2 separate regions of the Homo sapiens genome follow, and region 1 is linked to region 2. Evidence: read pairs that join two places in POLR2A ChIA-PET (ENCODE). Cell type or tissue: CD4-positive, alpha-beta T cell. All regions are shown on one strand. Links, peaks and the distances in the headings refer to the core of each region. The heading gives the core; the rest is flanking DNA. Region 1 overlaps SNTB2 (syntrophin beta 2). Region 2 has its middle 71 kb from the start of MIR1538.

Region 1 (2,914 bases), core at 218-2,717, 200 kb before region 2:
GGCCAACGTGGTGAAACCCTGTCTCTACTAAAAATGCAAAAAAATTAGCCGGGCGTGGTGGTGTACATCTGTAATCCCAGCTACTCAGCAGGCTGAGGCAGAAGAATTGCTTGAGCCCAGGAGGGTGAGGTTGCAATGAACCGAGATCACGCCACTGCACCCCAGCCTGGGTGACAGAAGGAGATTCCATCTCAAAACAAACAAAAAAAAGAATCTCTAAATCTCTCTTTTTAAAATTGTTTAGACATTGCTCTGTCACCCAGGCTAGAGTGCAGTGGCATGATCATAGCTCACTGCAGCCTTGAACTCCTGGACGCAAGTGATCCTCCCACCCCAGCCTCCTGAGTAGCTGGGACTATAGGCACACACCACCATGCCCAGATACATTTTTTATTTTTATAGAAATGAGATCTTGCCATGTTACCCAGGCTGTTCTCTAGCGCCTGGCCTCAAGTGATCCTCCTGCCTCCTGCCTTAGCCTCCCAGAGTGCTGGGATTGTAAGCATGACCCACCACACCTGGGGCATTTGCCAGTCTTGATGACCAAAATTGTTTGTATCCTGTCAATTCAGAGGTGTCCTTTGAATTGTATCTTTGATAGCGTTGACTGTGACTTTTGCTGAGTATAGCCTTTAACTTTGATGAACATAATCTTTATCTTCATCCCAAATGCCAACCAAACCATGTCACGGCTCCTGAAAGGCCTCTCTGCCTTTGCTCCTTTGGTTGGTCCTTCTTGCCCAGTTCAGTCCTTCTGCCTCTTCCTCCCTGCCTGTCCAGTTTTACCAATTCTTTTTTTTTTTTTTTTTTTTTTTTTTGAGACAGTGTCTCGCTCTTGTCACCCAGGCTGGAGTGCAGTGGCGTGATTTCATCTCACTGCAACCTCTGCCTCCCAGGTGCAAGCAGTTATCCTGCCTCAGCCTCCCAAGTAGCTGGGATTACAGGCATGTGCCACCATGGCTGGCTAATTTTTGTATTTTTAGTAGAGACGGGGTTTCGCCATGTTGGCCAGGCTAGTCTCTAACTCCTGACCTCAAGTGATCCGCCCACCTCGACCTCCCAAAGTGCTGGGATTACAGGTGTGAGCCACCGTACCCGGCCAGTATTACCAATTCTTTAGGGCCTATCTGAAGGCCCATCTCCTCCAGGAAACCTTTTCTTGACTTTGGCCTCATTCACTTTGGTGTTTGCTCATGTTCTGTACATTCTGCCTTACACAATTGGGGATTTCCTGTCTATGCCAATGAGTTTACAAAGTCCTTGAGAGCAGGGACTGTGCCTCTTACTTCTCTAGTGCCTTGCACAGCCTACACACACTTGCCAGTATGAGTGTTCAGTGGGTACTCGAGGAATTAAATCGAACAGATGTCAAGGAGTGTTATGGTCATTTCTGCCTCATCTCAGTGACCAAAACAAAACACACTTCTTTTTTTTTTTTTTTTGAGACAGTCTTGCTCTGTCGCCCAGGGTGGAGTGCAGTGGTGCAATCTTGGCTCACTGCAACGTCCGCCTCCCGGGTGCAAGCAATTCTCCTGCCTCAGCCTCCTGAGTAGCTGGGATTACAGGCACCCGCCACCACACCCAGCTAATTTTTATATTTTTAGTAGAGACGGGGTTTCACCATGTTGGTCAGGCTGGTCTCAAACCCCTGACTTTGCGATCCGCCTGCCTCGGCCTCCCAAAGTGCTGGGATTACAGGCGTGAGCCACCACGCCTAGCACAAAACACACTTTAGAAGTTTCCATACAGGTTAGGTATCACACATTCTCAAGAAAATATTTTTCCTATTTTGAAGTCAGAAGATTCCCTTTTCACTTGATAACTGACATAGCAACTTTACAACTAATGTTTTTTGCTTTTCTTCAACAGGCTGCATGTTAAATGGCCAAGAGGTGAGGCTTACTATTCACTATGAAAATGGGTTCACCATCTCAAGGGAAAATGGAGGCTCCAGCAGCATATTGTACCGCTACCCCTTTGAAAGGCTGAAGATGTCTGCTGATGATGGCATCCGAAATCTATACTTGGATTTTGGTGGTCCCGAGGGAGAACTGGTAAGAGTGTTTCTGAAACACATGTTTATCTAATAGATGTTCTCTTTCCTTCTCATTACTTCTTACCCCTTATATACAAAGTCATGGACTGACATTCCATTTAGAACCATGAAATTTTAAATTAAAAAAAATTTTTTTAAAGATGGGGTCTCTGTCACCCAGGCTGGAGTGTAGTGGTGCAATCATAGCTTCCTGCAGCCTATACCTTCTGGGCTCAAGTGATCCTCCCACCTCAGCCTCCTGAGTAACTGGGACTGGACTATAGGTGTGTGCCACCATGCCTGGCCAATTTTTTATATTCTTTATAGAGATGAGGTCTCGCTTTGCTGCCCAGGATGGTCTTGAACTCCTGGCTTCAAGTGATCTTCCCATCTTGGCCTCCCAAGGTGTTGAGATTACAGGTGTGAGCCACTGTATCTGCTCTTCTTCAGTTTTCAAGATGGCATTGGGTGTTGGTTTTTGTTGCCGTCATTTTTCTTTTTTTTTTCTTTTTTGAGACGGAGTCTCGCTTTGTCGCCCAGGCTGGAGTGCAGTGGCACCATCTCAGCTCACTGCAACCTCTGCCTCCCTGGTTCAAGCAATTCTGCTGCCTCAGCCTCCCGAGTAGCTGAGATTACATGCACGTGCCACCATGCCTGGCTAATTTTTCGTATTTTTAGTAGAGATGGGGTTTCACCGTGTTAGCCAGGATGGTCCCAATCTCCTGACCTCATGATCTGCCCGCCTCAGCCTCCCAAAGTGCTGGGATTATGGGCGTGAGCCACCGTGCCTGGCCTTAGATTTTAAATCCTCTACTATTTAGTTCTTCCTACCAGGCATGGTGAAACCCAGTACACCACCAGTTGTCTCCTAATTGGGGA
Region 2 (2,914 bases), core at 132-2,631:
ATATATCCATTCAGTGAAATGTTATTCAGCCTTAAAAAGGAAAGAAATTCTGATACATGCCATGACATGGATGAAATTTGAAGATGTTATGTAAGGTAAAATAACCTGGTCACAAAAAGACAAATATTATATAATTTCACTTATACAAGGTATCTAAAGTAGTCAAATGCATAGAAACATAAAGTAGAATGGTGGTGACCAGGAGTTTAGGGGAGGGGTAATGGGAAGTTGCTGTTTAATGGGTATAGAGTTTCTATTTTGCAAGATGCAAAAATTCTGGAGATCTGACTCACAACGATGTAAATATACTTAACACAACTGAACTGTGCACTTAAAAGTGGTTAAGATAATTTTTATGTTACATATATTTTACCACAATTTAAAACATTGTTAAGGTCATCGAAAACAAGGAAAGTGTGATAAATTGTCACATCCAAGAGGAGCCTAAAGAGGTGTGACAATGTGAGGCCGAGGTGGGCAGATCACTTGAGGCAGGAGTTCGAGACCAGCCTGGCCAACATGGCGAAATCCCATCTCTACTAAAAATACAAAAATCAGCTAGGTGTGGTGGTGGGCACGTGTAATCTCAGCTACTCAGGAGGCTGAGGCGGGAGAATCACTTGAACCCGGGAGGCAGAGGTTGCAGTAAGCTGAGATTGCGCCACTGCACTCCAGCCTAGGGGACAGAGCAAGACTCCATCTCAAAAATAAATAAATAAATAAATAAAAGAGATGTGACAACACAATGTCCTATAGTATCCTGATGGGACCTGGAACACAAACAGGGCATTAGGTAAACTAAGGCAATGTGAATAAAGTAGGGACTTAAGTTAATAATGATATATCAATATTGGTACATTAATTATAACAAATGTATCCTATTAATAGATGATGTTAATAATAGTAGAAACTGGAAATGGGTTATATGGAAACTCTGTATTACCTTCATAATTTTTCTGTAAATCTAAAAGGTCCTACAAAAGAAGGTCTATTTAAAAAGAATAGCTTAGGTCTTCCCCTCAAGGAATGTAGTGGCTGGGGGCATGAACTGGGAGTCTCCTGAGTTCAAACCCTGGCTCCACCACCACCCGGTTGTGGGCCCTTCAGGGAGTGAAGTCACCTCCCGATGGGTCAGTTTCTTCATCTGGAAACTGAGGAGAATCCTAGGATCTACCTCATGGGGGCGCTGTGAGGACTGACTGCAAAGTGCCCAGCACCACTCCTGGCTGGTAGTAGATGCTGCTATTCCTGCAAGTTAGAAATAAAAGCAACAATAGAATAGTTGAGAGTGTGCATTTTGGAGTAAGGCAGTCTGGATTTAAACTGTGGTTCTTTCAGTGACTATAAAATCTTGGACAAGTTGCTGGGCCTGAACCTCAGTTTACTTAGCTATAAAATGGGATGCATGAGGCCTCCCCCAAAGGTGGTTGGAAGGACTGAATGAGCTCAAGCCGCAAAGCCCCAGCATAATGTGTATGCATGGGAAGCCGTTGATCAGTGGGAAATGTCCAAGGAAAGGAGACAGGCAGGAAGAGTTGGGGAACAGCAAATAAAACTGCCTGGCCGGCCAGGCGTGGTGGCTCACGCCTATAATCCCAGCACTTTGGGAGGCTGAGGCGGGCGGATCACGAGGTCAGGAGATCGAGACCATCCTGGCCAACATGGTGAAACCCCGTCTCTACTAAAAATACAAAAATTAGTTGGGTATGGTGGCACATGCCTGTAATCACAGCTGCTCGGAAGGCTGAGGCAGGAGAATCGTTTGAACCAGGGAGTCGGAGGTTGCAGTGAGCCAAGATCGCACCACTGCACTCCAGTCTGGCGACAGAGTGAAACTCCATCGCGAACAACAACAACAACGAAAACCTGCCTGGGTATCTGAGAAGGCTTCCCTGAGGGGGTCACAGAGAGGGGCTTGTCCTGGTTTTTGCACTGAGGGTGCTGATAGGCCGACTTCACAGTCCTCCAGGGACCTGTGTGACCTCCTCCTGGGCCCCAAGTTCCTCCCAGGTCCCCAGCATTGGAACATAGCCTCCATCTGCTGCTCAGCCACTGTTCTGTCTGAACTGTGTTTAGGCCCTTATCTCAGCCAGCTTTGCACTGCTTGGCTGCCTGTCACATTCAATTCCGTGCCAGGGCATTCATCCTGCCCTGGTCGTGTGTGTCCCCAAATGCAAGGTTCTGGGACACGGGGCCTGGTCTTGATCGTCTTCGGTTCCCACAATCCCGAGCACGGTGTCTGGAACACAGCAGTGTCTCAGTACATGGCGGCTGAAGAGAATAAAATTAGTGAGAAACTCACTTCCAGCCCTTGCTGTAGTTGGATTCTGAGGCACTGAGAAACACCCACACACTTTCCCCTTTAAAAATACCTTCTCTCTCTGGACTCTCTTTAGCCCCAAATTCTATGATTAGAGCTTCATTTCTTTGGCTTGAGCCAAATCTGGACCCTGTACCTGATAAAAATGCAACATCCTATATCGGTCAGATTCCAGTGGGATACAGAAGGCACACTCAAAAACTCAACCGGGTTTAAATGGGTGGGGGGAAGAAAAAATAATAAAAATTAGTAAAAGAACTATTTACAGCAAGATGGATGGGACTAAAGGAATCTGCAGAGACAGTGAGGCATCCCTGGCCTTGCAACAGCAGGAAGCTCTTAGCACCCAGGGGCAGAAGAGTTCAAGGGCACCCGGGAGAGCTGCACTATGGAGGAGCCGCCTTGAGGGGGATGGAGGCTGTGGAGATGTATCCACTGCCCCCTGATCCAGGCTGAAGCAGGTGGGAAATATCTCAATGGTGGTCTCCTCTTGACCTCCGATCTCCTGGCAGAGCTCCCTATTGGCAGAACCCAACAGGAAGCCAGAGGGTGAGGAGGTCCCCAAAGGTCAGCTTCCCAGGGTCAGAGAAGAGC

Evidence for each region. ChIA-PET counts read pairs that join two places held together with the same protein. Peaks named below come from ENCODE experiments on the same cell type or tissue, not always from the same donor. Only the 100,000 strongest peaks of a DNase experiment are listed, where the experiment ranks them.
Region 1: POLR2A ChIA-PET joins it to region 2 with 5 read pairs; 2 of 35 experiments call an interaction of 5 or more read pairs at or near these places.

The regions. Positions count from the first base shown.
Region 1 is chr16:69,297,721-69,300,634 of GRCh38, forward strand. It overlaps SNTB2 (syntrophin beta 2), which reads left to right. Exons shown (of 7, transcript NM_006750.4): 6 at 1,870-2,054. Among named protein-coding and RNA genes, the nearest start is that of VPS4A, 12 kb to the right of the region's middle. In CD4-positive, alpha-beta T cell, for the core only: no CTCF peak of the experiment used is centred there; a DNase peak (open chromatin) is centred at 1,261.
Region 2 is chr16:69,493,893-69,496,806 of GRCh38, forward strand. No RefSeq gene overlaps it. Among named protein-coding and RNA genes, the nearest start is that of MIR1538, 71 kb to the right of the region's middle. In CD4-positive, alpha-beta T cell, for the core only: no CTCF peak of the experiment used is centred there; a DNase peak (open chromatin) is centred at 1,179.